2 separate regions of the Homo sapiens genome follow, and region 2 is linked to region 1. The links are chromatin loops, found by intact Hi-C in ENCODE. Cell type or tissue: Calu3. All regions are shown on one strand. Links, peaks and the distances in the headings refer to the core of each region. The heading gives the core; the rest is flanking DNA.

What was found. A loop is a pair of places that touch in the nucleus more often than their neighbours do. Peaks named below come from ENCODE experiments on the same cell type or tissue, not always from the same donor. Only the 100,000 strongest peaks of a DNase experiment are listed, where the experiment ranks them.
Region 2: it touches region 1 in a loop (8-fold over the local background); 2 of 110 quality-filtered maps call a loop at or near these places.

What each region holds. Positions count from the first base shown.
Region 1 is chr2:52,926,417-52,942,057 of GRCh38, forward strand. All of the region lies in intron 1 of LOC105369165 (a long non-coding RNA gene), which reads right to left. Among named protein-coding and RNA genes, the nearest start is that of MIR4431, 230 kb to the left of the region's middle. In Calu3, for the core only: no CTCF peak of the experiment used is centred there; a DNase peak (open chromatin) is centred at 8,115.
Region 2 is chr2:52,802,256-52,817,896 of GRCh38, forward strand. LOC105369165 (a long non-coding RNA gene) reads right to left here. Exons shown (of 7, transcript NR_187748.1): 4 at 8,222-8,302. Among named protein-coding and RNA genes, the nearest start is that of MIR4431, 110 kb to the left of the region's middle. In Calu3, for the core only: a CTCF peak has its summit at 8,441; no DNase peak of the experiment used is centred there.

The DNA of each region.
Region 1 (15,641 bases), core at 4,279-12,278:
GTAGAAATTTACCTTTCTCACCAGATATGTGAATCTAGGGAACTCCTGGTATTTGTTTAGCTTGTCAAGGCCATTTTTTGTCGTTGTTCTCTTAGTCTTTTTCTTGTGCTTACAAGGTGGCTACTATGGGTCCACCCACCATAACTTTATTCAATGAAGGAGAGAGGGCAGTATCAACCATATCTGTCCATTTTTTAAAATTAGAATGTCAAAATCTGTCCCTTGCCCCACTTATTTTTTTTTGTATTGGAAAATCCAGCCTACCCAAAAACCATTCTTTGAAGATAGTGTCTTTTTCCAATTTTGTGGTCTTGGCATCTTTGTCAAAGACCACTTGACAATATATATGAGCTAAAAAATGTGTTGATGCATTATTTCCCCTGCCTGTACAGTAGAGGCATAAAGAATAAGGAGACTGGAAATATAGTAGATATCTTATGAAACATCCTAGAGAGTCTGCCATGATCTCTGCCACAATACTGACTACAGTACAGAGCATATAAAAAGCAACCATATATACGCTTCTTCCGATCAATGAAAAAATAGCAAACTACTACTTTTGTCTCCACAGTAATACTATAAAGTGGTCTGAGTAAAGTCAGTGACAGTAAGTAAAGTCAATGAATGTACAGTTCCAGAAAATTTTCTACTTAACAAAAAATTAAAGACTAGTGAAGATGAAATGTATCATATACAGGTCCCTAGTAAGATCATATTAGAGTAAGAAAATGGAGAAAATACTTTATCAAACCACAAAATCTAAACAAATAAAATGCACACGGACATAAAGGAATGAATATTTGAGGCCAGGGCCTATTTGAGGGTGGAGGATAAAAATCAAACAACTACCTATCAAGTACTATGCTTATTACTTGGGTAACAAAATAATCTGTACAACAAACCCCTGTGACATGTAATTTACCTATATATCAAACCTGCACAGGTACCCCTGAACCTAAAATAAGGGTTAAAAAAATACAAACATAATAAAATAATAGTGCTTAAGACAGAATACTGTTACATGGGTGTTCATGGGCTATGGGAAGCCAGAAAAAAGTAAATCACTGGGAATAAATTTAATGTCTCAAAAACCCTGGAATAAGAAGGTACATCGGACAGAGGTGTTGAAAAGAAGAAAAACAACTAAAGGTCACAGCCAAAACAGTGAAATAGAGATCCCAGAACATTGTATGAGAGCATATAACAGACAATGAACACACCCGCCACCTGTTGCCTAAATTAAACACATAGTCATGTTGACCATTCTTGAGAAAGGAATGTGTTTAACTTAGGAATGTGTTCAATTTAGAGCCATGTTCCTCTAAAATTAGGAAAAAGTCAATGGTTTTTACTGTCACCACTTATATAAACCAGTACTGATGGCTCTTGCCAGAGCAACTGGTCAAGAAAAATAAATAAAAGGTACCAAATTGTAAAAGAGGAAACAAAGTTATCCCTGCTTCTGGATGACATGATCTTACAGGTAGGAAACACTAAAGAGTCCACAGAAAATTGTTAGAACTAATAAACAAACTCAGCAAATTTACAGGATACAAAATTATCACACACAAAATAGTTGTGTTTCTATACATGCTAACAATAAACAACGCCAAAAGAAAATTAAGAAAGCAATTTCATTTATAATATCATCAAAAAATAAAATTCTTAAGCATAAACTTGACCAAAGAGGCAAAGACTTGTACAATGAAAACTACAGAATATTACTAAAAGAAATTAAAGATACAAATAAATCCAAAGACACCTGATTTTCATGGACTGAAAGACTCATTATTAAATGTACCCAAAGCAATCTACAGATTCAATGTAGTCTCTATTAAAATCTCAATGACACTTAACTTATAACAATATTGCCTAATCAAAACAGTGTGGTGGTACTGGCATAAAGACAGACATATAGACCCATGGAATGCAGAGAGAGCCTGGAAATAAACCCTCACATATATGGTAAAATAATCTTTAACAAGCATGCCAACACCACACAAGAGGGAATGCCTCTTCAAAAAATGGTATTGGGAAAACTAGATATTCATATGCAAAAGAATGAGGTTGGACCCTTATTTTATACCATATGCAAAAATTCAAAATGAATTAAAGAAAAATGTAAATGTCAAATTTTAAACTATAAAAATCTAGAAATAAACATAGAGAAGAAGGTTTGTGATTTTGGATTTGGCAATGATTTCTTGTACATAACACCAAAAGCATTGGCAACAAAAGCAAGGTTAGATAAGTGGAACTACATAAAACTTAAAATCTTCTGTACATCAAAGGAAAAAATAAACAGTGAAATGCAACCAACAGAATTGGAGAAAATATTTGAAAATCAGATAGCTGATAAGGGGTGTATTAGTCCATTTTCACAGTGCTGATACAAACATACCCGAGACTTGGTAATTTATACGGGAAAAAGAGTTTAAGGGACTTACAGCTCCATGTGGCTGGGGAAGCCTCACAAGCATGGTGGAAGGCAAGGAGGAGCAAGTCATGTCTTACATGAATGGCCGCAGGGAAAAAGAGAGCTTGTGCAGGGAAACTCCCATTTTAAAAACCATCAAATCTTCTGAGACTCACTTATTATCATGAGAACAGTGCAGGAAAGACCTGCCCCCACAATTAAATCACCTCCCATCAGGTTCCACCCATGACACATGGGAATTGTGGGAGTTACAATTAAAGATGTGATTGGGTGCAGATACAGCCAAACCATATCATTCTGCCCCTGACCCCTCCCAAATCTCATGTCCTCACATTTCAAAACCAATCATGCCTTCCCAAAAGTCCCCCAAAGTCTTAACTCATTTCACCATTAACTCAAAAGCCCACAGTCCCGTGTGTCATCGGAGATAAGGCAAGTCCTTTCCACTTATCAGCCTGAAAAATAAAAAGCAATTTAATTACTTCCTAGATAAAATGGGGGTACAGGCATTAGGTAAATATAGCCATTTCAAATGGGAGTAATTGGCCAAAACAAAGGGGCTACAGGCACCACGCAAGTCCAAAACTGATCAGGGCAGTCAAATCTTAAAGTTCCAAAATGATCTCCTTTGACTTCATGTCACACTTCCAGGTCACACTGATACAAGAGGTGGATCCCCATGGTCTTAGGCAGCTTCACCCCTGTGGCTCTGCAGGGTACAGCCTCCCTCCTAGCTGCTTTCATGGGCTGGCGTTGAGTGTCTCTGCCTTTTCTAGACACACAGTGCAAGCTGTTGGTGGATATTCCATTCTAAGGTCTGGAGGCTGGTGGGCCTCTTCTCACAGCTCCACTAGGCAGTTCCCCAGTAGGGACTCTGTGTGCGGGCTCCAACCCCACTTTTCCCTTCCACGCCACCATAGCAGAGGTTCTCCATGAGACTTCCTCCCCTGCAGCAAACTTCTGCCTGGACATCCAGGCATTTCCATACATCCTCTGAAATTTAAGTAGAGGTTCCAAAACTTCAATTTTTGACCTTTGTGAACCCACAGGCTCAACACCATATGGAAGCTGCCATGGCTTGAGGCTTGAACCATCTGAAGCCATAGCCCAAGCTGTACCTTTGCCCCTCTTAGTCATGGCAGGAGCAGCTGGGAAACAGGGCACCAGGGCCCTAGACTGCATACAGCAAGGGGACCCTGGGCCTGGCCCACAAAACCATTTTTTTCTCCTACGTCAGCTTGCGATGACAGGGGCTGCCATGTAGATCTCTGACATATCCTGGAGACATTTTCCCCATTGTCTTGGGGATTAACATTCAGCTCCTCATTAGTTATGCAAATTTCTGCAGCCAGCTTGAATTTCTCCTCAGAAAATGGGTTTTTCTTTTCTATTGCATTGTCAGGCTGGAAATTTTCAGAACTTTCATGCTCTGCTTCCCTTATAAAACTGAATGCTTTTAACAGCACTCAAGTCACCTCTTGAATGCTTTCCTGCTTAGAAATTTCTTCTGCCGGATACCCTAAATCATCTCTCTCAAGTCCAAAGTTCCACAAATCTCTAGGGCAGGGGAAAAATGCCGCCAGTCTCTTTGCTAAAACACAAGGGTCACCTCTGCTCCAGTTCCCAAGTTCCTCATCTCCATATGAGACCACCTCAGCCTGGACTTTATTGTTCACATCATCAGCATTCTTGCTGAAGCCATTCAACAAGTCTCTAGGAAGTTGTAAACATTCCCACATTTTCCTATCTTCTTCTGAGCCCTGAAAACTGTTCCAGCCTCTGCCTGTTGCCCAGTTCCAAAGTCACTTCCACATTTTGGGGTATCTTTTCAGCAATACTCCACTCCTGGTACCAATTTACTGTATTAGTTTATTTTCATGCTGCTGATAAAGACATACCCGAGACTAGGTAATTTATACAGGAAAAAGTGTTTAACGGCCTTACAATTCCACATGGCTGGGGAAGCCTCACAATCACAGCAGAAGGCAAGGAGGAGCAAATTGTGTCTTACATGGATGGCAGCTAGAAAAAAGAGAGCTTGTGCAGGGAAACTCCCATTTTTAAAACCATCAGATCTCATGAGACTCATTCACTATTATGAGAACAGAGCAGGGAAGACCTACCCCCATAATTAAATTACCTCCCCCTGGGTGCCTCCCAGGACATGTGGGAATTGTAGGAGTTATAATTCAAGATGAGATTTAGGTGGGGACACAGCCAAACCATAACAAGGGGGCTATATTTAGAATATCTAAGAATTTCTACAAATCTACAACAACAGCAACAAAACAAATGACCTGATTTTTAAAAATAGAAAAAGGACTTCAATAGACATTTCTCCAAAAAGGGTACACAAATGGCCAAACAAGCAAATGAAAAGATGCTCAACATCATTAATCATTAGAGAAATGCAAATCAAAACCACAGTGAGATATCACTTCACACCATTAGGACGCTCACTATCATAAAGACAAAACAAAACAAACATCAGTAATGGAAACCCCAGAAAATACCAAATGATGGTCAGAATGTGGAAAAATTAGAACATTTGTGCACTGTTGGTGAAAATGTAAAATAATTAAGCCACATAGAAAATACTATGAAGTTTTCCTTAAAAATTGTTAGAAATAGAATTACCAAATGACTCATCAATCCCACTTCTTGTTATATATCCAAAAAAATAAAAGCAGGATCTCAAAGCGATACGTGCACATCCATGGTCATTTCAGCATTATTTACAATAGCCAAGAAGTGGAAGCAACTCAAACATTCATCAATGGATGAATAGATAAAGAAAGTGTGGTATATATCCCACTGAATATTATTCAGCCTTAGAAATGGGAAATTCTATTACATGCTACAACATGGATGAATCTAGAGGACATTATGCTAGGTGAAATAAGCCATCAGAAAAAGACAAATACTGTTTGATTCTACTCATATGAACTATCTAAAGTAGTTAAAGTCATAGAAAATGAAAGAAAGATAGTTGCTAGAGGCTGAAGGGAGGGGGAAATGGGGAAGTGTTCAAGACATTTAGACTTTCAGTTTTGCAAGATAAAAAAGTCTAGACATCTATTGTACGACACAGTGAATACAGTTAACACCACTGAATTACACACTTAAAAATGGTCAAGGTAGTTAACTAAATTTAATGAGTTTTTACCACAATTGGAAATGATAAACAGCAACAAAATAGCCATCCATATTCTATCCTGCTATATCATCATGTAGCACGTATCGTGATGAAAAGAAATAAGAAGAAATCAAGTTCTTTCTTTCTGTACTACCCCTATAGCAACTATCCATAAATAAGATATTACCTTTAAAATTAACTTTTCTTAAATCTCACCTTCATTAACAATTCTATTTGCACTTTTTTCTCCGTATTATTTGCTCATATCATGATTTTGATTTCCCTGTACCAATTAACAGTAGGAATTTCTCTTTCTCAAGCCAAAAATTTTCATTGCAGTATAGATAGAGATCATACAAATATATACACACACACACACACACACACACACACACACACACACATATAGAGGTCTGATCTTTTTTTCTGAACTGGCTAGTCATGGTTATTTCTATAGTAAAATATTTAATAAGAAACAAAGAAACAGTAATAAATACCATTAGATAATTGGTTGCTTTAAGGTAGAAAGTCTATGATTTCCCCTTTGATAATTAGCTCTACATATCCAATTGTGGGACTTTACACTGAAGTCAATTGAGGTTCACTAAAATTTTGTATTAATTCACTAACAATTATTCAGGCATTGCAGTAATTTCCTCTCTTAAATGATAACAGATTCCTAATATACTTGGTTGGTTTATCTGTCCCCTTGGTTACTTACAGTTACAGTCATTATTTTACAAATTAAATTTTCATTCTCTTTGCATTTATGAAAGCATCTTTTATTATGGAGGATGGCAAAGCATGATATAAACTTTTTCTTATGTAGAAGCAAAGTGGAGATCACAGAGGTATTTTATCACAAATTATGAGATGGGAAATTAGCTAAAAAATGCCAAATATTGAGATGCTGGATTTTTTTTTTACATCCCTTCTGCCATACTGAGTTGAATAGCTAGGAATCTTAACTCTTTTAGGGAGAGAAGTTGAATGTGAGACCCTTTAAAAACACCAGTTCAGCATAATCAGTATAAAGTGATATGAGACAAAAAGAGATTTTAACAAAACAGCAGAGGAGACCAAGCTTAAAACACATTTCTCAGAATTCTCCTCCCTGTACAGCTCTAGATTCGTTTTCGCCACAGGAGACATTTGCATGCAATTTAGAAGACAGAAGTGAAGAAATAGTCATACATTTTTATACTTTAAAGCTTGATACAGAGCATCAGGCAGTGTAGCAGCTCAGCAATGAACTAGGGCAGTATTTCCTGAAGCTCCCACCTAAATCCTCCCCTTCAGTTTATTTTATTATTGGGTTAAGGATATGTGTAACTTACAGTGAAGGACATAACCTTTCCCTCCAGGTAACCAGTCACTGCACCAAGGTTAGAGATGGTGAGAGACAGACATAGGTCCCAGTTGTTGTCATGAGCTCTAGTTATTGACTTTACACATCCTGGTTTTCTTTAGAGTAGCACTCTGGATGACCAAAACAGCTTCAGAATCAACACAAGACAGAGGGTACACAGCCTGCTCTAATAGGTCAGTCCCGCAATTGCATAAGGTTTAACTCTTAAAGTAAATCATTCAATACCACTTGACGATCTGTGGGTATTCTGCTTCTCTGACTAAACCTTGACTAATTACAAGGGTCTGCAAGAAACTTTGTAGAGGTAATAAGTCGATTGTACCAATGGTCCTAATTATCCATGCTTTTTTTCCTGAAATTATACAGTCCCTCCATGCTCTGATTTTGGGTTCAGTCATGTGACTTACTTTAACCACTGAGATATTAGCAATATCCAACCTTGAAAAGTATATGCTCATTTTTCCTTGTCATCTTCCACAGTTGAGACTGTTTGCTCTTAGATACCCCACTGAAGGGATTGGGCTGCTGAAGGGATAGGAGGTATTAAAAACCACTCTAAGCCTAGTCTCCCTTAGCTGGATAATTATTCATGACATGATCAGGCCTCTGTGAGATGAGCCAAACCTAGCCAAGATTAGCAGAGCAACATGGCTCTATCTTCACGAGAAATGTTTAAAATGTTGATTATTTAAGGAGTTTGGAATGCTTTGTAACATAACAATTGTTAACTAATGCAGTAAGCACAGATCAACTTACTGCAAAGAAATATTTCCCATATCTAGGGGCTGGAGAACAGGGAGGAAACTAGCACTTATTGACTATTCACCATTCATGCCTTTCCACGTTTTAAATATATGCTATTATATTTAACACAACAATAGCAACATAAAGGAGATACTCTTTCCCCATTTCATAAATAAAGAGACAGGCACCAAGTTCTGCTGATTATCTAAATGCAATAAAATATAATGCCAAATAAAATGAAAAAAACACAAGCGAGGAGACATTTAATCTTTAGAAGATGATATGAGGAATGTTGCAATTACCTGTCTGAATTTCATCATTGGTGGAATGTCCAAAGGTACAAAACAGCAGACAAAATAATGAGAACACATTCTCTGGGAAACACAGACAAGTTAAAGGAAGAATGTTTTGTCTCAGCCTTGTTTTGGCCCTGCGCTCAGCCTCACTTTTAACTCATTTTACAACGAGTTTGATAAATTCAGGACCAGTACTTAAGCCAAGATCAATACTGTGACTTCCAACATTTCAAATTTATAGAGGAGAAACTATGACTCATAGGGACTGAGTCATTTTTTGAAAGTTAATACAAAGCAACACTTTGTATTAACATAGGGTCATTTTTCCAAAGAGCTCCAAGCATTTGATGTTCTACAAATCTGATTCAGTATTCTTGAAATGCAGAACTGAGAGATGACACAACTGAAACAGAAAACAGTGAAGTGGCTAAATCTTTGTCTTTAAGATAATCTTTAAATGATAAATGAAATCACCTGAATGAGGTGAAAGACTGAAAATATAATCAAGACAGTAGCGTGGAGGGAAGGGAAGGGTTGACCACATTTCAGATTTTTAAAGTGTTTAACTCCCCTTCCTAGCTATTTTCTATTAAATTAAATTAAATGAAAATAAAATATAATGGTTTTGTAGGAAAATCTCAGAAGTGGCTCCCAGTACTGCTCTGTTAAATTGTTAGGTGAAACCTGGACTTAGAGGTACAGTACCTCTGTATACATATTAGGACGACCATGGGCAGAGGACAAGTTACCAGTGGTGCACACATCACATAGATGTGATCCATATGTTACTCTCAGATTTCTGTTTCTACTCAGTTGTATTCCCTACAGAAAAAGATATTCATATTCATAAGTGGTTATTTTCTAGATAAAATGAGAAATATAGCTATAATAGTGAAATGAGAAATTAAAAAACAAAACAAAACAAAAAAGATGGCTTTTCCTTATCTTTTCCTAGGTAAGGGACCACCTTCAGGCTCTGCTGATAATGGCCGTGTGGTCTACTTAGTAAAATTCACTTGAAAAACCAGACATCTAAACCCATTTTATTCAGAATTAGAAACTAAAACTGAAACTGAAATTAGAACTGAGTGACATTTTAAGTTAATTCTTTAACGGCTTATTTGTTGTTCTTTTTCAGTCTGCACAAGCCCATACAAAAATAAAATCTTACTTGTGATTTTATGCAACATAAATTATATCTCTTCCACACAGTCCACATAGAAAAGTATATAAATCTATGGCCAGCAAATGTTTGCTATTCCATTACTATGATATTTAGGAGAACACCAACACCAGATCCTCAACACTCTCAGTTGGAAATAAATGCACTTTTTTCCCTTCTTATTTTAGCAAAAAAAAAATTTATAAATTCGTTTCACATAAAAATAACTAGCTCAGTATAAGGAAAGACTGAAGAATGTTGTAAAATAGAAGGATACAGAAAAGTGGAATTGAGTTTTAGGCATTCGTAAAATATTTGTTCAGAAATCTCATATTATGTAAGTCTTTGCTCATTTCTAAGATACACACAAAAAATGTTTGGACAAATAACTATTGAAAGGTTGTCCTGTCTCCATTTTTACCAATAATCACTGAACATTCTTGAAACACTTCTGTTCCTCACCTATAGATATTACCACCCAAAACTCAAAATGACAACTGCCCTGTATCCAGTAGATAATTATTAATTTTGCTGCAATCACGAAAGAAAATCCGGTAGGTTTAAGCATCATCTCTTATTACTGCACCATCTAAAGGTATCACCTCTAGCAGCAGATTACAGGAAACAGAACATTTTTTTTCTCTTTGGTTGCTGAGTAGCTGAGTCAGGCCATATGAAGTCAATCGTTGCTATGACAATGTACGAAACAGGGAGAAGATAATATGTTTGACTACAGATAATTCATTTACCTATAATGACCCTTTTTTGTTTGATATCCATATGCTTACTTGGAAGGGATAGTCATGCATACTTTACCATATAACCATTTTAATCATATTTATGAAACAGGTACCCATCATTTTTACTTAAGTAAAAAGATCAGATGATCTACTTGTACTCCGTGAGATTTTTTTTTCACCTCTTCATTTATTTTGCTTTCTGGTTAACAGTGGCATGGGTAAATAATACATCTTTATGTCTTCTCTTTCTCCTGTCACAATGTGAAGTAAACTCATATGTTAAGAATGTAAATAAGTTTTTACTATGGCATATTGCAATAAACATTTTACTATTCAATAGGAAGTTGAAACACAGTGATATAAGCCAGGCAATGTAAAAGCAACACAAACTCAGGATTCCCAAGTGTTATAATTCAACCATACGAATTTGTCCTACATTGAAATCATGCACACACATACCTGTACACACAGAAATTTATTTTCAATCAAATTTTCAGAAACTATCTGTAGCTATTTTTCACATTTATGACTGCAAGTCATCAGTTCACATGGTAGATAATTATTTCCCTCTCCACTCTTATAGTTGATTTTATTATAGGAGGTACCATGTTGTGTGCTATATTTACTGGTCAATTCAGAAATTTACAAAGTTAATGTTTGGAAGAATATATCCACAGTCCTTACCATGTTACAATGAGGCATATATCTCTAAATATCAAAGATTGAATTCTCTACTTGGCCTAGAAACTCACAGACCAGAAAAACATTCTCAGAAGTGATGCTAGTAGCTGACCAAATCACTTTGGGAAAAAGAAAAAAAAAAAAAAAACCCTGTTTAGCACAGCATAACATAGGAAAGGAAACAAGAAATTTGGATTTTGAATTCTGGATTTGCTAATTATTTACCCCGTTGAATTAGGAAAAAATATTTAGTTTCTAGAACCAGTAGTTTTCTCATCAGTATAGAGAAAATTGCAATTACATGAATAAAAGCACACTAGTATGATGTCCAATTATTAAAATTGGTTAAAACAAAATAAAAAATTAGGAAAATGTGGAAGCCTGATGTGCTATTCTTAAATGCCCGATTTACCAACTTCACCTTTAATAAAAGAGAAGAAACCTTGAGAGAATTTTAGACCTCATGTCAACAGTCAATCTCAGGAAACCTAATGAGAAGAGCATCTCGAAAGCAATTCAGGTTGGTATCATTTGAGTAAATATGACTTCAGAATCAGAAATATATCTGTCAATCACCTTCAACCCTATGTTAATTCAGTAGTAAACAAGTAAGCATAGCCCAAGCAGTATTTGTCCAATAGTTAAATCAATATGACTCTTTTCAAAGATTAAAAAATAATACTGGCATAGGTGTCATTTACTGCCTCCTATATAATTGTGAGAGAAAAGGATATAAGTATTTTGAAGTTGAAAAACTAACATTTGATGGAATGCCACAAATATCCGAATGCTATGGTGAAAATGGAAGACGAAATGATCATATATGTTCATCTTTCATCTTTCCCCAATCACACTAACATAATAGAAGATATACAGTATAAATCTATAGGATAACAAAGAACAATGCCATGAGTAGAAGAGAAATGTTTAGAACTTCATGATAATATGAAGGGAGGGGAATTTTATCAACGGTTGACTCCAACAGAGATGATAATCCTCAACATAAAATGATGGAGGACAGAGGACAATTATGCTAAGTGAAAAAGGTCAGACACAGAAAGACAAATACTACATAATATCACAGACAGACATTGTTTTATGTGTACTTCTCTTTATTGCTCTGATACTTGTCTACAGTTCCTGGCTCATAACTCCATAACTCCTTTAGTTCTTGTTAAAATGTTGGGACCCTTAAGGTTTCAGAAGGTCTCAGAAAATACAATCTCTCTCTTTCTCTTTCTCTCTCTATCTGACCTTCTCCTATCCTTCTTTCATTTGCTCCTTTTTCTCCCCAAAGCAGACATCTTCCCCTACCTTTTTTTTCTTGGAGCTGGCCATAAAGAAATTCTCTGACCTACCTAGTCTGATTTGTAGGTCATAAGACTCTAATTTAAGAAGTCGTGCCCTGTACCCTGGAGGAACAATGCTGCAGAGAGAGGACAAGAAAAATATGGATAGACAGATTTTGATGGGTTTCTCCACTCAGTCTATTAGTATTAGATCATACCCTTTTTGTTTTGTCACATGTCTACACAGTTGGCCATGCTTCATGCCTATACAATGAAGTTTCCAGGAAAGGCTGAAGAGGATGAAATACGGAAGAGCTTCTGGGTAGCTGAACATCTGCAGTTCCTGGAGGGAACCTCTTCCCACATGCCTGTGCATCCCTTCTTCTGTATCCTTTGTAGTATCTTTACAATAAATTGGTAAGCATGTTTCCCCGAGTTCTCTGAGTCACTCTCACAAATTAAACCCAAGGAGTGAGCTGTGGGATCCCTAATTTATAGACAGCCAGAAGCACAGGTCAAACAACCTGGGGCTTGCAATTGGTATCGGGAGTAGGGATCAGGCTTGGGGATGGAGTGCTCAAGTTGTGGGATCAGACACTATCTCCAGGTAGTGTCAGAACTGAATTGAATTACAGGACACTCAGCGGGTGTCTACCGCAGAATTGATTGCTTGGTGCATAAGGAAAAAAACCTACACACTGGGTCACAGAAATCTTCAGTGTTGATTGATGTGGTACGACAGCAGAGGAAAATCAGTTTGTGTTTTTCCACACAATTGTGCTTCACAAATATTGAATTTTTTACAAGTTGAAAGTTTGTGGCAACTCTACATGGAACAAGTCTATGGGTGCCATTTTCCAACAGCATGTGCTCACTTCACGTCTCTGTGTCACATTTTGGTAATTCTCACAATATGTCAAACTTTTTCATTATTATTATAATATCTGTTACAGTGATTGTGATCACTGATCTTTGGTTTTACTATTGTAACTCTTTGGAGAAGCTACTAACAGTGCCCATATAACACACTGCACGTAGCTGATACATCTTGTGTGTGTTCTGACTTCTCCACAGACCAACAGTTCCTCCATCTCTCCCTCTGTTCTTGGGCCTCCCTCCCTGAGTCATAATAATATTGAAATTAGGCCAATTAATAGCCGTACAATGGTCTCTGAGTGATTCAAGTTAAAGGAAGAGTTGTATGTTCCTTCCTTTAAATAGAAAACTAGAAATGATTAAGCTTAGTGAGAAAGGCATGTCAAAAGCTGAGATAGGCCAAAAGCTAGGCCTCTTCTGAGTAACAATCATCCAAGTGGTGAATGTAAAAAAAAAAAAAATTTTTCAAAGGAAATTAACAGAAACTCCAGTGAACATATAAGTAATACGAATATAAAACAACCTTATTGATAATATTGGAGAAAGTTTTAATGGTCTGGATAGAAAACCAAACCATTCATAACACTGTATTAAGCCAAAGCCTAATTGAGAGCAAGGCCCTAACTCTCTTCAATTCTATGAAGCCTGAGAGAGGTGAGGAAGCAGTGGAAGAAAAGTTTCAAGCTAGCAGAGGTTGGTTCATGAGATTTATGGAAAATAGCTATCTCTACAACATAAAAGTGCAAGGTGAAGCAGCAAGTACTAATGTTGAAGCTGCAGCAAGTTATCTGAAATATCTACCTAAGATCACTGATGAAAGAAACAACATATTTTCAATGTAGATAAAACAGCCTTCTATTGGAAGAAGATACCATCTAGGACTCAGCTAGAGAAGAGCAGTCAATGCCTGGCTTCAAATCTTCAAAGGTCAGGCCATGCTGGGGGCTGATGCAGCTGGTGACTTTAAATGGAAGCCAATGCACACTGACCATTCTGAAAATTCCAGGGCCCTTAAGGATGATGCTAAATCTACTCTGCATGTGCTCTATAAAAGGAACAACAAAGTCTGGATGACAGAACATTTGTATATAGCATGGTTTACTGAATATTTTAAGCCCACTGCTGAGGCATATTGCTCAGAACATTACTGCTCATTGACATTGCACCTAGTCGCCCCATAGCTCTGATGAAGATTAATGTTATTTTCATATGTGTTAACTCAATATCCATTCTGCTGTAGCTCATGGATCAAGGAGTAATGTTGACTTTCAAGTTGTGTTATTTCAGAAAAACATTTATTAAGGTTATAGCTGCCATAGGTAGTGATTCCTCTGATGGATCTGCGAGAGGAAATTGAAAACCTTCTGAAAAGGAATCACCACGCTAAATTACATTAAAAACATTTGTGATTCATGGGAGGTCAAAATAGCAACATTAACAGGAGTTTGGAAGAAGTTATTCTAACCCTTATTAATGAGTTAGTTAATAACCCATTATCATTCTGTTTCTACCACATCTGCAGTAGAATTATAATTAGACCTAAATTAGAAGTAGAGACTGAAGATATGACAGAATTGATGCAATCTCATGATAAAACTTTAATGGATGATGAGTTACTTCTTATGGATGAGAAAAGAAAGTGGTTTCTTGAGATGGAAACTACTCGTGGAGAAGATGCTGTGAAAATTGTTGACAATAATGGGCTTAGAATATTACATAAAATTAATTGGTAATCAGCAGTTTGAGAGGATTGACTCCATTTTTGAAAGAGGTTCTACTGTTTGAAATGGTATCAAACAGTTTTACAGGCTACAGATAAGTATTTCTTAAAAGGAATAGTCAATTGAGGTAATAAACTTTAAGTTGCCTTATTTTACCACAGCCACCCCAAAGCTCAGCAACTACCACCCTGATCAATCAGCAGCCATCAACACTGAAGCAACACCCTCCACCAGCAAAAAGATTATGACTCACTGAAGGCACTGGTGCTCATTAGCGTTTTGTAGCAATAAAGTTTTTTAAATTAAGGTATGCACATTTTTTAGACATAATGCTATTGCAAACTTAATAAACTAAAATATAGTGTAAATATAGCTTCTACATGCAAGGGAAAACTAAAACACTTGTGTAACTCACTTTATTGTGATATTTGCTTTGTTGCAGTGGTCTGGAAGTGAACCCACAATATCTCCAAGGTATGCCCGCACTTATATGTGGAATCTAAAAAAGGTGAACTTGTAAAAATAGAGTAGAATGGTGGTTATCAGGGCTACATGAGTGGGGGAAATGGGAAGTTGTTGGTCAAAGGATACAGACTTTCAGTTGTAAGACCAGTAAATTCTGGAGGCTTAATGACTATAGTTAATAATATATTGTATACTTGGCATTTGCTAAGAGAATAGCCCTTGACTGTTCTCATCACACACAAAGGGTAACTATGTGAGATGATGGATATGATAACTAGCTTGCGATGAACACTTCACAATGTATATTTACATTATGTATATCTAATAATCACATTGTACAACTTAAATGTATACAATTTTTATTTGTCAATCATACTTCAATGAAGCTGGAGAAAAAGATAAAAGGAAAGGGCAAATGCTACAAAAATAATAAAAGACAGGACCACTAAAAACAGAAACCTGGAATTATCCCAATCAGATGCAGCAGAGGATGGAAGCCAGAACTGGATGGTCAGTGAGATAATTGATTAACAATCGGTAGAACAGGTGCAACAATTTCCTACTTTCAGTGCTGCAGGCTCTGATGTTCTCCATCCAGCTAAACTCACAAGAATTGTTTGGGGACTAATAGTGAATCTGCTATTGGACATTCCCAACATAAGTATCCCCTGGAGCTAAGGGGTGTCTCAAATTGAGAAAGCTAATTATTATCCCATACTCAAAGA
Region 2 (15,641 bases), core at 4,017-12,016, 120 kb before region 1:
AATAAAGTAAGTTTGTGTGTTTCTTAGCTGTTGTATATGTTGTGGCCAGAAGCTCAAAGGAACCTAACCCTATATTTCCCCTAGGAGCAATGGTTCAATATTCACTAACTCAGTGTTTGTGGTGACTTTATAGAACATAACTATCATGAATAATGGTAATTGACTGCATTTATTCATTTATTCATTCACCATTTAGTGTTACTAAGAAAGAGAACCAGTCTCTTTCCATGTTTATATTATGTAATGAGAAATCTGACTACAGTTTTTGATATTTAACTGCTAACAGCTTTTAAGTCTTACTCCTCCTTCTCCTTTTTGTGCCTCACATGTGACAAGCTGATAAGAAAACCCAGATGCCATCTTCTTTGGCACTAGTGGGAGATTCCAACCATGTAAGCTCCTACTCATAAACCACAGTGAAAACTCAAGCCTGTCTCCTTTCCTTGCTCTCTTGCACCATTTCGAGCCTGCTTGAGAAGCCTGCTTTCCCCAGAGACTTTAATGATGAAAGCAATAATCCTTTTTATACCCTCTTTGTATGTTTATGGTAGCTTCTGTCCTAACATTGAAACCACATTTTGGGTGGGTGGTTCTATCTGCTTCAGCAAGTGACAGTAATATATTAATACACATTTATTTTATAGCTTTAATGAACTAATGTAATATGTCACTTTATATTTCTAAGAGATCCTAACTTTGAGGGACAAGGTATACAAAAGATACATTTCAGAGAAGGAATCAGAATGATGTGTGAAGAGGTAGGGCTCCAAGTCAAAGATAGCTCCATGGGGATGAGCAAGCAGGGGTGTATTTAATCCACATGAAAGCAAAACACTTCGTACATAGAATGCATTCAAATGATGGCTTGCATTTTACTTGTTTTTATTTATGCTCTACATCCTTTCAGGTTCGGATGTTTTTTCTTTTTCTTGTCATGATGGTCAATGGAATTTATGGACATTTTCCAAGTTTCCAAAACAATAAGAATTTGTCGAAATGATAACCTGACAAATATTCAGAGTTTCCCTCAAACCACAAAACATCCAAATCAGCAGGATTTAGAAAATAAACTATTGATCTAAACACACGCAGGTCTTTGTAGTGCTCTTCAAGTAACATATTGCTACCTAGCCCTAGGCATGGATTTTACCAGGCCTAAAAACAGAAACAGGGATAAACAGAGGTATCAACTAATGTGAAACACTTTCCAGTTTATAGGTCAATCTTTTCTGTCCCTTCAGACCATTAAGGCAGGTCTAACACCTAGAATTCATTCCAAATTACAAAACCCACCACTATAAGAACAGAACAGGTGCCAGGATCCAAAATGTGTATAAATTCCTCAATATTACCCAGAAGAATTTCTAAACAGTTTCTATTTTCATCAGAAAAAGCTGGTATATACTGCTGCTGCCACTGGAGAGGACAATTAAGAGTTTGTTAAATGAGGGCAAAAAAAGAAAAACACCTCTCCAGATGCATACTTTAAAACACTAGAATTAAGAGTATCATTATCTAAATTTTTCAAAAGAAAGATTGCTCAAGCCCAGTGATATTGCTCACAGAAGTAGTAGCAGTGGCTTCCGCTGCCTTCTTCCACATGGCCTGCTTCCTGGCTAGGAGCTGTATTTTACCTAGAGAACTTACTTTGCAGGTATTACTCAAGTTGTTCTCTGAACCTAAAACACTTACACACTGAATTTGAACTTAGACAGGAAGCCTGTTGTATGTTTCTCCTTTTCCTGTTCCTCACATTTAGATGAATAAAGGCACATGTTTTCCCTAGGAGGTAAAGCAAAATGTGGAGACTGGCTTTCCTTTGAAAGCATTTTGAATAAAGTACTTACAGGTCTAGGTTGGGTGAGAGGTATAAAATAGTATGACTTTTTTTTCTCCTTTTCCCTTGGATTATCAGAAGTGAAAATTATAAAAAGTTCCAGATATTTTTATCACCATAGTCTCATCTAAAGTACCTATAATAGTTACATTTTTGTAGCTGAGAGTATTATAGGTCAAAAAGTTTCTGGCAATCTCCAAATGTTGTCTCCCGAAAGCCACCTCCTTCCTTTACTATGTTAACAGCACCCCCAAATTGTTCACCTATCCAGTAACTGTGTGTTTCAGGGGACACTAAGCCTGTCTTCAACAATCGTGGTATCATTTCCTTTGCTAGTGACTATGCACAAGGAATGCAATTTAGCCATGAGACATTGTGTAAAGTGTTCTGGGGTTAGTTTTATTTTTGGAAACTTGTATTTGTTCTTAAAAGGGAACCAAGGAAAAGGCAGCCTTTTTTCCAGCTTTTTGCATTGCTGTGTGAGAATGAAAGCCTTGAGATGGTGCATGCATTTTATGATGGTGAGGGAGAGATAATCTGAAGACAAAAAAAAATAAAAACTCTGGGAAGATGGCAAAATATTAAATCAAGAGAATCTGGAACATTTTGCTTCTGGATTACCTTTTCATCCTCTATTTGAACATGTTATGTTAATTAATACATTTTCATTTTAATTAAACACATTTTTAGAAAGTGCTTCTGATAGTTTTAGGATAGAGCATTCCTAAATAGCATCTGCAAATCCATAGCACATGTAATTTAGTCAACTCAAGATACAAAACCAGATTTTTCTGACTCCAGACTCTGGGGCCATTTTAATATTATAGTTACTTCTTGTCCCATGTTAGTGTGTAATAGCTAATTATTTAGAAGAAGGCAACATATTGAACTTAATTTCCTTACCAACATAAAAGTAGAATTCTGTGAAACGTTAGAAAATAAGAAAAAAAGCTAGATTTGTTCATGTGATTACTACATGTCACATACTTATATTGCTCAATATTCATTGTGGATGATGAAGTTACTAAAATTTGAATAATTAATTATAAGATATTTTAAAGATTTTCATTTAGCACTCACTTCAGATTTCAAAATCTAGATTCTCAGTTCTTCTTTATGCCTGTCTCTAGTTCTCAATTACAGGTTGTCTTGAATTCTTTCTGTTCTAAGAACAAATTTATCAACCTTACACCATCACCACCATCATCATTATTTTCCTTTGATGGATGAGTGTAGTGAAAAAGGAAGTATCTCTAGGGAAAGCTTCTTTGTCATCTATCACTTCCACCATATATGACCCAAATCCTAACCAACAATATTTTCTCCTTAAGAGAGGCATTGAAGTGAGATACTGACATCTTCAAACTGTGTCTACAGACTCCTTTCCTGTTCAAGACATCATTGGCACCAGGTCTCACACCTAAGCACCTCTCCATGCCTGTCTGTTGCATACTATTATATTACAAATCACCTGCTCCACATAGACTTTCCTGACCTCTTCAGGCTAGCAGGCACAATTCCATAATATACTGAGTATAGTTCCACCTATCCGAAGATTTTCAGTGTCCCCATTGTCTTTGTAAGCACATTTAGGCAAATACTATTTGACATGCCTCTGATTATCTCTTGCATTTGTTGATGTTCATTAAATATTTCATGATATGTATATATCTAAATATATATATTCCAGAAATCAAACCAAATTCAATGTAAATACTATATGATATAAATACTGTATGAATTTATACTGTATTCAGTATAAATATTGTCCTAAAAGCTTTAATTCTATTAATAATTAATCATCAAAATAACCTGTATAGCATAGGTAATTCATTTTACTATTCCCATTTTCATAGAGAAAGAAAGCAAGGTTAAGTAACTAACCCAAAATCACACAACTAGGAATTGGTGAAGTAAGAATTTGAATGCAGGCAATCTTGCTTCAGAGTCCATGAAGCTACTATATTATGCTTCCTTCCTGTAAACATTCATCAGCTACCCATATGACTCAAGCTGTACTCCTTACTGACTTCACAGTGCTTGCTTTAATTAGAATCTAGTTCTCTTAGAAAGCAGATATGTTGAAAAATATTAATGATTAAGGAGCATTGTAGAAGAGATTATCATCTGCAACCACAATGTATACTCCCTCTTCCTGAATATAGACTTGTTACTGGGGTAGCTATCTAGCAGGGATTACATTTCCCAGTCTTCCTGCATCTAGATGCATCCATCTATCTAACCTATTGTGAAAGAAAAAACTTGTATCACTTTTAGGGAAACATTTTTTATATCTTTTTCCTCTTACCAGCTGGATGAAGACAAGTATAAGGCCCTACTAGAAAGTAAAGCTAAATAATAAAGGAGCATGAGTTCCTGTGGGTCCTTCTGGGAGGACAGTCACCAAATACTGGGAATATTCATATGTAACTTTTAGGTAGGCACCAAAAGTCATTTATTGTTCTGAGACTTTATTCCATTTTGAAGACTGTCAGTAACTAACACAAGCATGTTACAGATGCAGGAATGTTATAGATAGTTGCCTACCTGATTCATACTATATTTTGTGAGCCAAATACTTTTATTTCTATAAAAACTATGGTTCTGAGAGATTGATTAGATTGACAAAGGTGATACAGTTCAAGAGTGTCTGACTCCAACAGCTATACCATGCTACAACAATGCACTATTTATAACATTAGAACATGCATCTTGCTTCTGACTTTAAGTATTACAAATCATAACACTTTTTTGCTGTCATATGGGCACACCATTCTGAAAAACAGAACTTTCTAAAAGACATTAATCCTCTCACTTCTTCCTGATTAATAAAACTCTGGTTGGTCTTGGTGCAGTCCTTTGTATTTGGCAATGTTAGAACAATGGGCTTCTCAATTTTGACATTCCCTTGCTGTCCAAGTAACAAGTTTATCTGAGAGATTTTGAGAAAGCTTTTCTTGCCTTCTGAAGGAAAGCAAACAAACAACTGATTCTCCTTTTTCCTGCTTAAATATGGATAGAAACATGGGAGCATCCCTATTCACTTGTAACCACGAAGAAAAGGCCAAGACCATTGCAGAGAGGTGTGAATCAACTCCAATAACAACTCACAACTCAACTTTTTATATGAGAAAAAATTCCTATATGTTTAAGCCATAGTGTTTTCCATTATTTAGAGCTAAAAACAATCTTTACCAAGGAAATTATCATTCAGTAGTTTTTTTTTTTCAATATAATCTTACCAATTTATACCAACATCCCATCAGGGTGCACTATATCTTTATGACAGTCTAATGACTCTTTATCAATACTTGAAAATTTCGTTTCAATTTACTATCAGGTAAGGCATTTATTTTCTATAGTATGTCTTTATGGAAGAGATTAGTTTGTTAAATATAAAGGGTTTAACTTGTTTAATATGCATTCTCACTAACTGTGTCTTTGTCATGGAAGATTGGGGAAAAGGAGAGGAGTGAGGAAATCTGTGAAGTAGGGAACACCAAATAAATATTTTGATATTTGATATTAAAAATACTGAATCAGATAAGTTACAGAATTCAAAGGAGTGACTGAGAATCCTTTTCTATTTTTTAGCTTTATTTGCTGTGCAACCGTGAGCAAGTTGATTTTCTATTCTAAGTTTTGGCTTTCTCAGCTATAGGACAGTACTAAAGACAGTATGAAGTTTACTGATTGTTGTAAGTTTTCAGTGCCATGCACAAGTGTTATGCACATTGATAACCCTCAAAAACAAGCACTATTGTTTTCATTGTCATCATTATCCAATATTGATAATGGTCCTGAAATGTCAAAATATCTCTACTAAAGACACTATGTGAGTCCTTGAAGTGATTTAAGAGGATGGCTATATGTTCTCTAATTTATTCTGCATGGAAACTATATAGTAACTTGACAATTAGAACTTGATTCATTAGAATGAATGCATCATGGGATGCATTAATTTACTTGATTGCCTTTTAGTTTTACAACTACCTTAACTTAAAGCTAACTTTTAAATTTAATAAAAGAGACAAAAACAATGTGCAACTTATGGCACAAGCTAATGATAAGGATATTAAGCAACTTTCTATTCTCTACCGAAAGTTATTTTAAAGTATAGATAAACAATGCTGCTAGGAAGAAATTTTAGGTAAGTCGGCAACTTTCAAAAGAAATTGGGGTCTGTAGAGAATATTTGTCCTTTGTATAAACTACTTTTAATTCAGTGCTTTATCCTTCTAGGTTAAGGGTTATTTTAACCTCTATGAAGTATGAGAAAATTTAGATAGCCCTACAGTCTCTTTTAATTTACCTTTCTCTGCTTTTAAAATAATAGAAAAAAAATGGCCATTTAAATGGATAAGACATCAGGTTGGAACTTGATTAAGTACTTCGAACCATTAGAAACAGACTCTGTAAAGTCATTTGATCTTTATCTCTTTTGTAGTTTATTTTAATGTCAGGAAATATTTTACATGCCCTGCCTTCCAAATCAGGTAATTTTGCAAATTTAAAATTTTTGTGTGGCAATCCTTTCATTGCTTTGATATTAGGCTACTAAATGTAATCTAGAAATAAGTTTATACCTAATTCTGAATCAAAATTTTCTGCACAATTTGCTGGACAAGCATTCAGAAATCCAGCTTCTATACCAGACACTGACCCTCAACTCATCTTGTGTCATGTAGGAACCCATCTTCCTTCTTTTAGCCTTAATTTCCTCAAATTTAAAAGCAAAATAATTGGACTGGAACTCTATGGCTACAGCTTCTTCTGCTTATACAATTTTCCTTATTACAATGCTTACTATGGTCAGAGTTTTCTTGTGTAGTAATATAGGACATAAGAATCCTTGCAGTTTTTAGGAAAAAGTAAATTTTTCCCATAGAAAATTAACAAACATTATCAACAGGAAATTTACAGAAGAAGAAACACATGAAAAGTAGGCAGACTTGGCCGGGCGCGGTGGCTCACGCCTGTAATCCCAGCACTTTGGGAGTCTGAGGCGGGCGGATTATGAGGTCAGGAGATCGAGACCGTCCTGGCTAACGCGGTGATGAAACCCTGTCTCTACTGAAAATACAAAAAATTAGCCGGGTGTGGTGGCAGGCGCCTGTAGTCCCAGGTACTTGGGAGGCTGAGGCAGGAGAATGGCGTGAACCCGGGAGGCGGAGCTTGCAGTGAGCTGAGATCGCGCCATTGCACTCCAGCCTGGGAGACAGAGCAAGACTCCGTCTCAAAAAAAAAAAAAAAAAAAAAAAAATGTAGGCAGACTTATTAGTAATCAGGGAAAACAAACAAGAGATAAGATAGATTTTTTCACCCGTCAGATTGTGACCAATTGGAAATTTTGATAATATTAAGTATTATTGATGCTGTGGGGATAGATATCTCTCATTCATTGCTGGGAGGAGGACATATCAGTTTAGCTCCACCTGGTCTCTCCCTTGACACGTGGGGATTATGGGGACAATTCAAGATGAAATTTGGGTGGGGACACCAAGTCTAACCGTATCAGACTTACATAGAAATACTTCCATTTTCACTTTGTAAAATATTCTCTATTGGAATAATGACAACCATAGTAACCCATATTTGTAAAACACTTTAGAATCCTATTTATCCTTGTATTATATGTAGGCAGGTATTATTATAACTATTCCACACCTGATAAAAATGAGAATTATTGAATAAACTATTTGAACAACTTTAAAAAATGAATATGTGGCAAAAAAGGAACTCAAAATAAGTTTTTAATACAATTAAAATTATATTTTCATTCTGGTCTTACTAATGGAGTAATGTACATGAAAATGGCTGGCAAACGTTGAACACCATAGGAATGTTAGATGGTATTTACTGTCATTAATTTCATTATTAGGCATAAGATAATTAATGTACAATGCCAACCATGTTTCTGTAAAAAACTGCATATGTAGAAGATCCTCCCTGAAGCAGGGCCCAGGAGATAACCACAATGAGACTGTTTAATTAAACAGGTGTAAGTGAAATAAAGGGAAGCAGAATCAAAAACATTTGATTCTATGAATTACATATGAATTGGTTTATAATAACTATATTAAGAAAACAATAGCTGGGCAACTGATGACTTAAGCTACTTGAATGAAGCCAATGTTCCAAATTACCTAGCTACTGAATATAAAGCATATTTAGCCCACAAACTCCTGAGAATACGGGACACTTTATACAATGGCACAATAAAGTACAAGCAAACTGAATGTGCTTCCTCAAAGCCTTAAAAAGAGTTCTCATTTTTGACTGCATGAAATCTGTATAAAGTAAGTCACATCAATGTCTGTCTGCCCAAACCCCCTTTTAAGGAAGTTCTTGCTCAAGGATTCACATATTCCAAGGAAAGTCAACCTGTATGCTGTTCTGTTATCTGTTCTTCCAGTTATCAATTGTATTGTCTACCACTTCCAAGTCCATTCTTCATTGCCAGATCTGCAATAACAGAGATGGACCCTGTAAATATCCTTGGTCAACTGTCACGTTGTTAAGTGCTGTCATTAGAGGGCAGTAGATAAACAGTACAAAAAGAAAGGGTTTCTCTTCTTGGATCTGAGCTGTTCCTCTTGCTAAGTTCCTGCAGTTCAGGTGGCTGTTTCAGAGCTCAGCAGTCAGTAGCTCTTTCCCAGACACCCTTGGAGACGAGGCACATTCCTATGAACGCTTCTCTGAGAGACTGTTGGGAGGCCTTACAGCAAGTTATAAAAACCGAAACTCCCAGTAGGCAATTTTCCTTGATGTCCCAAAGAGCAGAATTTACAAAAGTCCTGCTACAACATCTCAGTAACTTATCTACCATCCTTTATCCATAGTTGTTCCCTCTCCAGACAGGTCTGGATCTGAGCCCGGGATGGGGGAGAGCTTTAACATTCTGTTCCTTCCTTGGTCACCAGATCTAACCCCAGAGCTAAAGCCTACTCTATATGTGCCACTTCTTTACTCTTTAGAATTCTCCCTCTTCTTTTCTTACTACCAAATCCAATCACGTGTCATAATTAATAATACTTTAAAAATATGTATTCAGATATAAATCACATACATTCATCAAGACCAACTTAAAGGGTACAATTCAATAGTTCTTTAGTATATTCACAAGATTTTGCGACAATGACAAACATCTAATTCCAAAACACTTTCACAGTCCAAAAAGAAATCCTACACATGTTAAGCAGCCACACCCCATTGTTTCACCTACCAACACCTTGCAACCATTAATCTACTTTTTATCTGTGGATTTCTTTCTCTATGCCTATTCTGAAGGTTTCATATAAGTCAACTCAGACAATAGGTAGCCTTTTGTGCCTCCTTTCACATAGCATAGTTTTCAAGGTACATCCACGTTTTAGCATGTGGTAGTACTTTCTTTTTGTGTGTGGCTGAGTAATATTCTATTCTGTGAATATACCACATAGTGTTTTATCATCAGTTGATGAACATTTGAGTTGTGTCTGCTATTTGACTGTTACAAATAAGACTACAAAGATTCAGGTACAAGTTTTTGTGTGAATGTGTATTTTTAATTCTCTTGGTTATATACCTAGAAGTATAATTGCTGGCTTATATGGTAACTCAATGTTTAACATTTAAAGGAAAGACCAAACTGATTTCCACATGGCTGTGCCATTTTACATTTATACATAACGCCATGTATGAGGATTACAATTTCTCTACATTTTTGACAAGGTTGAGGAAGTTTCTATAATTTCTAGTTTGTTAAGTGTTTTTTTAACTAAAAAAAAAATAGAGGTGTTGTATTTTGTCAAATGCATTTTTTCAATTAGCCAGGTCATGTGCCCTTCCCCTCCTCTCTCTTAATATGATGTGTCAAATTAATTAATTTGTATATGTTGAAAAAATCTGGGATTCCTAGGAAAAATCCCACTTGATCATGGTGTATAATTCCTTCATATGCCGATGAATTCAGTTCATTTGTCTTTTGCTGTGATTTTTGCAAATATATTCTCAAGTTATATTGATCTGTAGTTTTATTTTCTGTTGGATCTTTAAATGTTTGGTAGGATTCACTGGTGAAATCATCCAGTCCTGGGTTTTCGATGTTGTTGGCAGTTTCTTATTACTAATTCAATCTCTTGATAAACCTGTTGAGTTTTTCTCTCTCTTCTTCATTCGGTTTTGATAGTCTGTGTCTTTCCAAGAATTTGCCCATTTCATCGACATTACCTAATTTGTTAGCATACAGCGGTTTGCAGTTTTAGAATCCTTTTCATTTTTATAGAGCTAATAGTAATGTCCCTTTTTTATTCCTGATTTTAGTAATGCGAATTGTCTAATTTTTCTAGGTCAATCTTGCTAAAAATTTGATTTGGTTGTTTGCAAACAACTTCTGATTTCATTGATTTTTCTCTATTGTCTTTTGCTCTTCTCTTCAATTCATTTATGTGCTAATCTTTGTTACTTCTTTCCTTAGGTTCGCTTTGGGCTTAATTTAATTTGGTATTTCAAATTTCTTAAAATGAAAGTTAGTTATTAATTTGAAACCTTCTCTTTGGGTGTCTAGAGCTATAAATTTCCCTTGAGTACTGCTTTGGGTGCATCCTATAGTTTTCCATAGGTTGCTTTTACTTCTATAAGTCTCAAAATATTTTCCACTTTCCTCTGTGATTTATTATTTGACTCATTGGTTATTTAGGAGTATGTTGTTTACATTTAACATATTTGTGGCTTTTTAAATTTTCCTCTTATTTTCAGTTTTAATCCATCGCGATCAGATAATTACTTTGTATGGTTTCAATTACTATAGATATATTGAACCTTTTTTGATGGCCTATTCTAGAGAATGTTTCACATGCAACTCAAGAAAATTCTATATTCGGCCATTTTGAGAATATCATTTGTAGATATGTTTTACATATAGTTTGTTTACAGTGCTTTTTATGTCTTCTGATTTCTTGCTGATATTCTCAGTAGTTAGTTGTTTGAGCCATTATTGAAAGTAGCATATATAATTTTCCAATTATAGTTACTGAATTGTCTATTGTCCCTTCAATTTTACGTTTTTTGTCATATATTTAAGAACTCTTTGTTAGGTAAAAACATGTTTACAAATTTTATATCTTCTTAAGTTGATCTTTTCATTGTAATAAAATGTCCATCTTTGTATTTAGTAACATTTTTTGTCTTAAAGTCTATTTTATCGGATATTACTGAAGCTATCTCAAGCACTCTTTTTATGCTATTTGTATGGTCTGTCTTTTTCTATTTATTTTGAACCTATTTGTGTCTTTTGTTTTTTGAGACAGAGTCTCAAAAAAGGTTTTTTCTAAGTCTGTGAAAAATGAGACTGGTAGTTTGATAGGAATAGCATTAAATCTGTCGATTACTTTGGAAAGTATGTCCATTTCAATGTTATTGATTCTTCCAATCAATGAGCATTAAATGGTTTTGCATTTGTTTGTGTCATCTGATTTGTTTTAGCATTGTTAGAGTACTCCTTGTAGGATCTTTCACCTCCTTGGTTAACTGTATTCCTAGATATTTTAGTTTTTGTTTCCATGGCTATTAAAAATGTGATTCCATTCTTGTTTTGGCTCTCAGCTTGAATCCTTTTGGTATACAGAAATGCTATGGATTTTTGTACATTGGTTTTTGTACCTTAAAAACTTACGGAAAATTTTTATCAATTCTAGGATCTTTTTGTTGGAGTTTCTAGGGTTTTCTGAGTAAAGCGTCATATTGTTAGTGAAGAGAGATAATTTGACTTCCTTTTGTCCTATTTGGATGACTTTTATTTCTTTCTCTGGACTGATTTCCCTTGCTAGGATATCCAGTACTGTGTTGAACGGGACTGGTGGGAGTGGGCATACTTGTCCTGTTCCTGTCCTTGAGGGGAATGCTTCTAGCTTTTGCCCATTCAGTATGATGTTTTCTGTGGGTTTGTCCTAGATCGCTCTTATTATTTTGAAGTATGTTCCTTTGAAGCCTAATTTGTTGAGGGTTTTTATCATGAAGAGATGATGGATTTCACTGAAAGCCTTTTCTGTGTCTATTGAGATGATCATATGGTTTCTGTTTTTAATTCTGTTTGTGTGGTGAATCACATTTATTGATTTGCATATGTTGAACCAACTTCGCATCCCAGAAATAAAGCCTAGTTGATTGTTGTGAATGAACTTTTTGATGTGTTGCAGGATTTGGTTCGCTAATATTTTGTTGAGAATTTTCGTGTCTATGTTCATCAAGGATATTGGCCTGTAGTTTTCTTTGTTTGTCTTTGCCAAATTTCGGTGTTAAGGTGATGCTGGCTTCATAGAATAAGTTAGAAAGGAGTTTGTCCTCCTCGATTTTTTTTCAGAAAAGTTTTAATAGAACTGATAATAGCTCTTCTTTGTATGTCTGGTAGAATTAAGCTGTTAATCCATTTGGTCCAGGGCCTTTTCTGTTGTTTGGATTTATATTACTTATTCAATTTTGGAACTCAATACTTGAGAATATAGTTGCAAAAATCACAGCAAAAGACAAGTGAACTGAATTCATCAACATATGAAGGAATTATATACCATGCTCAAGTAGGAGTCACTGGAGTCACTGCTGATTCCTAGGAGTCATTGCTGGAGGGCTAGTGTAATCCTTAGATGGCATCACAACATTCAGATTTTTCATGGTGCCAGATTCTCGTGCTGATTTATTCTCATCTGGAGATGGTGGCATTCCTAATTTTGTACATATATTAATGAAGATAGAATTGTTTTTTCTTTCACTTTCCTCACTCCCTAGGGGATGTTACTGTAGAGATTGTTGAGTAGGGTTTTTTTGACTTTATTTCTATATCCCCGTGTAATTCTGTTGGCAGGTTCTATATTGGGCTGTGTGGTTTGATCTACAGGCCTGTAGATGGTACTTATAGGTAAGAGACAGCTATAGCCAATATGGATGGTCATATACTTGATCCTTGCTTACTGGACGAAGCTCTCTGTTGCATCAAGTAATGGGCTTATCCATGGAGTACACAGTGGTTTGAGGTTTCTGCTCATCCCAGGGTGGGGCAAGATGGGCAGGTCTGGACCAGGCAGTCCTGCTTACACATCCCCCAATGGCAAGTACAAGCACCAGAATGGAGGGGGACACAGTAGGTAGCAACCAAGTGCCCCAGAGGTGTGTTTAGGCATGGAGCTGAAGAGCACCTTGGCCCCAAGCTCTCTGCATGTTGGTGGGGACGCTAACCTCCTACTCCAGAAAAGTGTGTGCTCCAGATGCCTGGAAATCTGCATAAGTGTGGAGTGTAGAGGGCCCTACTACACTACAATCTATTCAGAGCAAGGGTGGGGTGATTCAGCTGGTTATCCAGGTGAACAGGTGCTCCAGATGCCTGGAGATCTTCCTGAGCATAGAGTGGAGAGAACCCTGCTTCACCACACCTCTGCACAGGAAGGATGGGTGGCTCAGGCCATCCAGGTGAGTAGGAGCTTTGACTGCCTAGAAATCTGCCTGGAAGTGGAATGTAGAGGGCCTCACTGTACCATGATCTAGAGAGCATATATTTGAATCATGCTTTTTATTCCTTCTACTAATATCTGCCCTTTAATTTGAAATTTAAGCCATATATATATAATGTAATTAGTTGTAAGGTAGGCTCTACACCTACTATATTGCTATTTGTTTTCTGCAGTTATTATGGATTTTTGTTGTCACCTCTTCCTCCATTATTGTCCTATTTTATGTTAGATAGATATTTTCTATTGTAACACTTTAATATTCTTATTTAATTTACTTTTTTTTAAGTTTTTTAGTTGTTGTCTTAGGGATTATAATTAACAACTTAATTTACAGTAATCTAATTCAGGTTAATACCAACTTAATTGCAATAACATAAAAATGTATCTCCTCTATAGCTCCATTTTCTCTCTCCTTTAGAGTGTTATCACAAATTATATTCTATGACGTGCCCATTAACAAAGATTAATAATTGATTTATGTAGGTGTCTTTTAAATCAGATAAAAAAATTTAAAAACAAAAAATATATTTATACTGTTTTATATTTACTTAAGAAGCTATTTTTGCTGGTGCCATTTAATTCTTTGTGTGAATTTAAATTACTTTCTAGTGTCCTTTCATTTCAGCTTGATGTACTCCTTTTGGCTTTCTTTCGGAGCAGGTCTGCAAGCAATAGACTATCTCAAGTTTTTTGTTTGTTGTTTTTTAAATCTGGGAATATCTTAATTTCTTCTTCATTTTTGAAGAATAGGTTTTTTTTATTTGAAATTTTTAGTTGACAAATTTTTGGTTTATTAGCACTGTAAATATTGTATCCCACTGCCATTTTCTGCCTGCGTTGTTCTGGTGAGTAATCAGCTGTTAATCTTATTGATCATACCTTGAATGAGATTAGTTCTTTCTCTCTTGCTGCTTTCAACATTGTCTGTCTCTTTTTGGTAGTTTCACTGTAGCGAGGCTAGGTATAGTTCCCTTGAATTTGTCCTATAAATGAGCTTAAAACTTTCAAAATCTGATTTTTAAGAAAGATACTAATCTACATTGGCTATTATATCTCAAATATTATTTTTGTTCCTTTTTCTCTCTTTTTTTCTAGAACTCCCATTATGCATAAGGTGGTACATTTGATGGTATCCCACAGCTCCTGAAGCTCTGTTTATTTTTCTTCATTTATTTTTTCTTTAGATTCTCAGACTAGATCATCCTGATAGACCAATCTTCAAAGTCACTGATTCTTTTTTCTCTTAAATTCTGCTCTTCATCCCCTCCAGTGAATTTTTATTTCATTTATTGTAGTTTTATCTTCAGAATTTATATTTGATTCATTTTTATAAATTATGTCTTTATTGAGACTATTCATTTGGTGAGACATTGTTCTCTTACTTTGCTTCAGAACATGGTTTTGAGAATATGATTTCATTTAACTTTTAAATATATTTTATGTAGCTGATTTAAAGCACAATAAGTCCTGTATCTCAGCCTTATCAGGGACAGTTTCTATTTTTTTTTTTTTCCTGAGCGTTGGACATTTTTTAAAAAAATTTCTTTGCATGTCCTGTATTTTTTATTGTAATTAGATTTGGAATTTTGTTACACACACAAAAACATTTTAAATATTCTAAAATGTGGCAACTCTGGAAATCAAGTCTGCTCCTCTTAAGAGTTTACTGTTGTTGCTCCTTGTTGTAGTAGTTGTTTGTTTACTGATTTCTCTAAACTACTAATTCTATAAATTATTTATTCTTTGGCATATGTGGTCATTGAAGTCTCTAAATGGTTATTTAGGAATCATCTAAATAATAAGTAGACAGAAATTTCCTTAATTCTTGCAATCAATATGGAGCATGCCTTGAACACTCAGCCTGATGGTTTACAACTCTGCCTTAGCTTTCACTTACTGCTTGGGCAGAGTAGGCAGGTCATTCTGAAGTGAGAGCCTAAGGGTCTTCTCAGGTCTTTCATGCACATATCCAAAGGCCTACACATTCACTCATGTACCTAGATTCTCAAGAATATGACAGAACTTTTAAAAATAAACACCGCCTGGTGCAACCCTTTTATGATTTTCCAGAATTCTGAAAAAAATCTCCAACAACTCCTTAAGGTTTTTTTTTTAATCTATGTAGGGTTAAAGTTTCAACAGTTCTTTCTCCACTATTTTCACTGACATCAATCCATAGTTAACAATTCTTTATTTTAAAGATTTTGTTTCTAATTACTGTGTGAGTTTTATCTCCTAATTTCAATCTAACTAATATGCTTGTGATACATTCTGTTATAAAATGATAACTGGAATTAATGAAAAACACCCAGTAATCTGAA